2 separate regions of the Homo sapiens genome follow, and region 1 is linked to region 2. A link is a contact called in ENCODE Hi-C or POLR2A ChIA-PET data. All regions are on one chromosome and are shown on one strand. Each heading gives the region's core, a stretch centred on a gene start or an enhancer-like site at or near the end of the contact. The rest is flanking DNA. Distances are from core to core; before and after follow the strand shown. Region 1 overlaps GNB1 (G protein subunit beta 1). Region 2 holds the start of MMP23B (matrix metallopeptidase 23B).

Region 1 (2,782 bases), core at 266-2,765, 210 kb after region 2:
GCTCCTGCCTGTAATCCCAGCACTTTGGGAGACCAAGTTGGGCGGATCACAAGGTAAAGAGTTCGAGACCAGCCTGGCCAATATGGTGAAACCTCATCTCTACTAAAAATACAAAAAATTCGCCGAGCGTAGTGGCAGGCACCTGTAGTCCCAGCTACTCAGGAAGCTGAGGCAGGAGAATTGCTTGAACACAGGAGGCGGAGATTGCAGTGAGCCGAGATCGTGCCGCTGCACTCCAGCCTGGGTGACAGTGCGAGACTCTGTCTCAAAACACACACGCACACACACACACAGACACAACACTAATACAATTCAACAAATTCTGAAGATTAATTTAATCCAGACTTTGCCTGTTTGGCATGACAGTGGAGAGCATTTCATCTGAATCTCAAGGAAGCCACTAAATAACTACTTTGTGAGTCCTGGCAAGTCTATGTTGGGACACTTCCAATCCCTCCCTCTGTCCCTCTCCTGCTGACACGGTCCCATCCAGTGCCTGGCCCTGGTGCCCAGGAAGGTGGCTTGAATGGTGACAGAGATCACAAGAGAGGTTTCTGACTCCTCTTGACATACTTCTGGTGGAATGAAAATATGTCCAATTCTAGATTTCTTCTGATTTCAGAACATTTATTGTATTTTTTTTATTTTTGAGACAGCAGTCTCGCTCTGTCACCAGGCTGGAGTGCAGTGGTATCATCTCAGTTCACTGGAACCTCCGACTCACTGGTTCGAGTGATTCTCCTGCCTCAGCCTCTTGAGTAGCTGCGATTATAGGCACATGCCACCACTCCCAGCCAATTTTTATATTTTTAGTAGAGACGGGTTTTCACCATATTGGTCAGTATGGTCTCGATCTCCTGACCTCGTGATCTGCCCACCTCGGCCTCCCAAAGTGCTGGGATTACAGGCGTGAGCCACTGCACATGGCCACATTTATTAATTTTTTGAGACAGATTCTCACTCTGTCACCCTGGCTGGAGTGCAGTGGCATGATCTTGGCTCACTGCAACCTCTGCATCCCAGGTTCCAGCGATTTTCCTGCCTCAGCCTCCTGAGTAGCTGGGATTACAGGCACACGCCATGCCTTTTATTATTTATTAGTAGAGATGGGGTTTCACTATGTTGGCCAGGCTGGTCTCAAACTCCTGACCTCAGGTAATCCGCCTGTTTCAGCCTCCGAAAGTGTTGGGATTACAGGCCTGAGCCACTGAGCCTGGCCTGATTTCAGAACATTTAAAGATGCTTCTGTAATCGCTCCCTCAAATTAAACTATGTGAAAAGACCACTTGTGGAGGCTTCACAGGTCACCACCTGCCTATTAATTCAGTGTCTTGTGAGTCTGCAAACTCACATGCACACATCTAGTCTGGAGTCAGTAGATGAATCAACAAACTGAAATATCTCCCAGTTGAACTGTGAATTCTAATTCATTTACTTAAAGTAGTTTCGTTTTGCAATTATGCTGCTTATGTACAAGCAAGCACGTACTTTTCCGGCAGTAAAAATGAGTGTGGAAGGAAAACAGTTTGGCAGTTCCTCAAAAAATTAAACACAGAATTACCCCATAACCCAGCAATTCTACTCCTAGGTATATTCCCAAAAGAACTGAAAGCAGGGATTCAATGCATGTACACATTATGTTCTTAGCAGCAGTACTCAGCAGCCAGAAGGTGGAGACAGCCCAAATACCCACTGAGCATGAATGGATGAATAAAATGTGGTCTATCCAAACAATTGAATATTATTCAGCTATAAAGATAAAGGAGGCCGAGCGTGGTGGCTCACGCCTGTAATCCCAGCACTTTGGGAAGGTGAGGCGGGTGGATCACCTGAGGTCAGGAGTTCAAGACCAACCTGGCCACCTCGTCTCTATTAAAAATACAAAAATTGCCAGGCACGGTGGCTCACGCCTGTAATCCCAGCACTCTGGGAGGCCAAGGCGGGCAGATCACAAGGTCAGCAGATTGAGACCATCCTGGCTAACACGGTGAAACCCCATCTCTACTAAAAATACAAAAAATTAGCCGGGCATGGTGGCGGGCGTCTGTAGTCCCAGCTACTCTGGAGGCTGAGGCAGGAGAATGCCATGAACCCAGGAGGTAGGGCTTGCAGTGAGCCAAGGTTGCACCCCTGCACTCCAGCCTGGGCGGGGTGACAGAGTGAGACTCCATCTCAAAAAAAAAAAAAAAAGAAGTCCTGGTCCTGTCTCTGCTAGAACACAGACAAACCTCACAAATATGCTAAGTGACAGATGCCATACACAAAAAGCCACATATATACAACCCCATTTACATGAAATATCCGGAACACACAAATCCAAAGAGACAGAATGCAGTGGTTGCCAGGGGCTGCATGTGTCTGCGTGTGCATGCACATGTGTGTGCAGTGGACAATTATTTAATGGGTACAGGGTTTCCTTTTGAGGTGATGAAAATGTCATGGAATTAGCTAGAGACGGTGGTTGCAACACATTGTAAATGTACTAAACGGCACCGAATCATTCACTTTAAAATGGTTTATGTTATGTGAATTTCACCTCAGAAAAAAAGTTGGGTGTGAAAAGGCACACAGGAGTAAACAGTGAATGATGCAAACTACCCCAGACTTCAGGAAGCGAAGCCTCGCTCCGGGGCAGGGTCCTATGAGCATACCCGAAAAGTGCCACCAAATCAAGTTTCAAAGCATGGGTCTCAACCTCAGCACAATGAACATTTTAGGCAGGGGTGTGTGTGTGTCCCCAGGAGGATATCTGGCAGCATGCCAGTAGTGCTCCTTTCCCCAG
Region 2 (2,700 bases), core at 95-2,594:
GGGCGGGGACTCCTGTGTCTGCCCCCGGGCCCCCCTCGCTCTTCCGTCCTGGGGGCGGCCGCGGGGACTCGCGCTCTGATCCAAGGGGCCCGACACTCCCCAGGGCTGTGGGGTCCCGTCCCAGCAGGGAGTTAGTTGGGGGGCGTCCCAGGCAGGGTCTGGGGGCCGGGCGCACGCAGGCGGGGTGACGAGCTGGGGGGGCGGGGGGCGGTGTCGGAGCAAATACGGCGGCCAGGCCCAGCCTCTCGCGCTTTCCAAGAACCGCCCGCGGCCGCCGCCAGCTGCTTGGCGCTGACCCCGTTGGCCGGGCTGCCGTCACCCTGGGCCCGACGCCGGCGCGGAAAACGGGGAGGGACGAGACAGACACAGGCCGGTCTGGCTCGGAATCTCCTGCTCCTCTGCCCAATCCCCCACCCCCGCCCCGCGGGACGCCGGTGCCCGGTCTCGGTCCCAGCCCAGAGCCGCTCGCGCCTGGACGCCGGCCGCCCCGTCGAACCTTTGGGTCTCCGAGCTCCCCGCCCCCGCCCCCAATCAGGACCGGTCCAGACCTCCAGGCCCGGCGCTTAGCTCCGTTTCCCGTCCCTCCCGTCTCCCTCTCCCCTTTGCTGGGGCCTAGCCGGGGATTTAGGAGCCACACACCCTCCACCTCACGCGCTACCCTCCACGGGGCTTCCCGCAGCCAGGGCCCGCCCCTTCCCGGCTCCCCGGGAGACCCTGGCAAGTTCCCTCCCTCCGCCCCGCAACCTGGCACCCTCCGCGGCCCTTGCCTACCCACGCACCCCCTCCCCGCCTCCCCCTCCACCGCCCCATACTCACTGCCACGTCCCCATCCGGCCATCCCCTCCCAGCTCTCGGGGACACTGTCAGGCGAGCGACGCGTCTCCTGCGGCCCAGCTCAGCTGCCTGGGCCAGGATGGAGACTCCGCTCATGTGGGGCTCAGGGGTTTTTTGAGGATTCCATTTGGGAAAAAAGCCACCAGATCACTCACTGCCCAGCAGTGGGGGCTTGGGGACCCCCACTGCTACCCTTTCCTAAGCGGGAGCCCTGGCGCTGCCCTTCCCGGGCTGCCTGGGGCCCTCTTCGCTCCCCCCTCCGAGGACCCCGCCCAGCAGGCCATGCCCAGGCCTCTGCCCCTGGCCCACGGGACGCGGGTCCCCATGCCCCCGGCTGGAGACAGCAGGCAGCTCGGCCAACGGACGGGCCAGCTGGTTCCCTTCAGGGGCAGCCTTGCCCCCTCTCCCGCCCCGTCTCCCTCCCCCCCACCACACCGGGCTGTAACCCGAGCCGCCGAGCCACTGCCTCCCCTCCGGATCCTCCCCGGAGGCTCTGCGGCCCGGGCCCCCGCGCCTTGCTGCCCCATGCAGCCCTGAGCCCCACAGCAAGTCTGCCATGGGCCGCGGGGCCCGTGTCCCCTCGGAGGCCCCGGGGGCAGGCGTCGAGCGCCGCTGGCTTGGAGCCGCGCTGGTCGCCCTGTGCCTCCTCCCCGCGCTGGTGCTGCTGGCCCGGCTGGGGGCCCCGGCGGTGCCGGCCTGGAGCGCAGCGCAGGTGAGCGGCGGGGGGGAGGCCAGGTGCCGGGTTGGGGGGGTCCTCACGTCTGTGGGTCTGGTCTATCGGGGGGCCCGCAGGACGTGTGCGGGGTGTGCGGGGTGTTTGAGGGTCCGGATGTGCGTCCCGAGGTCGGAGGGTTGGACGCCCCTGTGTCCAGTTGTTGGGAGGGGTGGGAGGCCTCGCCCTGCTGTTCAGCCCCTTCCCCTCCACTGGGCCGCGTTCCCAGGGACGTGCAACAGGGCGCTCAGGTTAGGAGACCCGAAACCACAGGCAGACAGGACCCGCCACGCCCGCTCCCAGCCCTGGGCACCCCCACCCCCGTTTCCTTCCAGTCCATTTTCCGCGGCAGTTTTTGGTCCTGGGGACCGTCACCGATGCCTCCCACGCACGCTTTCTTCCCTGAAGGGAGACGTCGCTGCGCTGGGCCTCTCGGCGGTCCCCCCCACCCGGGTCCCGGGCCCACTGGCCCCCCGCAGACGCCGCTACACGCTGACTCCAGCCAGGCTGCGCTGGGACCACTTCAACCTCACCTACAGGTGCGCCCTGGCTGGGCCCCGGGGGAGGGGGCGCGGCCGGCGCCCGCTGAGCTCACTCTCCCTGCAGGATCCTCTCCTTCCCGCGGAACCTGCTGAGCCCGCGGGAGACGCGGCGGGCCCTAGCTGCCGCCTTCCGCATGTGGAGCGACGTGTCCCCCTTCAGCTTCCGCGAGGTGGCCCCCGAGCAGCCCAGCGACCTCCGGATAGGTGGGCGCCCGCCCCCGCCCCGGCCCGGCCCTGCGCGCCCGGCCTCTCAGCCCCGTGCTCCCCCCAGGCTTCTACCCGATCAACCACACGGACTGCCTGGTCTCCGCGCTGCACCACTGCTTCGACGGCCCCACGGGGGAGCTGGCCCACGCCTTCTTCCCCCCGCACGGCGGCATCCACTTCGACGACAGCGAGTACTGGGTCCTGGGCCCCACGCGCTACAGCTGGAAGAAAGGTGACCGTCCAGGCTGGCCTCCTGGAGGCCTCTCCTCTGCAGCACAGTGGGCTGCCGCGGTCGGGCTTTGGGGCAGACGGCAGGAGGGACCTTCCGGGGTGGTGGCTGCCACTGGAGTCTAGCAGGCAAGGAGGGGAGCCCGTGGGAGCCCCCATCCCGGCAGCCCTGAACTC

What was found. Hi-C counts contacts between places; a loop is a spot of excess contacts on that map. ChIA-PET counts read pairs that join two places held with the same protein, here RNA polymerase II (POLR2A). Pooled maps may share reads with other maps.
Region 1: a loop to region 2 is called in a pooled map, with 2.0 times the contacts of the local background. The contact joins the enhancer-like site here to the promoter of MMP23B in region 2. A Hi-C loop is called at or near these places in 1 of 50 pooled maps. POLR2A ChIA-PET finds 5 or more read pairs at or near these places in 2 of 52 experiments (H1 and activated B cell).

Annotation. Positions count from the first base shown.
Region 1 is chr1:1,840,261-1,843,042 of GRCh38, forward strand. All of the region lies in intron 1 of GNB1 (G protein subunit beta 1), which reads right to left. Among named protein-coding and RNA genes, the nearest start is that of GNB1, 49 kb to the right of the region's middle. RefSeq lists an enhancer at 1,262-1,321. Within about 2 kb of position 1,516, at least 3 of the 41 ENCODE cell types and tissues checked have a DNase peak (open chromatin) inside an H3K27ac peak, as active enhancers do.
Region 2 is chr1:1,630,829-1,633,528 of GRCh38, forward strand. It overlaps MMP23B (matrix metallopeptidase 23B), which reads left to right and starts at 1,345. Exons shown (of 8, transcript NM_006983.2): 1 at 1,345-1,546; 2 at 1,955-2,085; 3 at 2,153-2,292; 4 at 2,360-2,527. The coding sequence starts at 1,391. It overlaps LOC124903821 (a long non-coding RNA gene), which reads right to left and starts at 958. Exons shown (of 3, transcript XR_007065352.1): 1 at 817-958. RefSeq lists an enhancer at 2,052-2,700.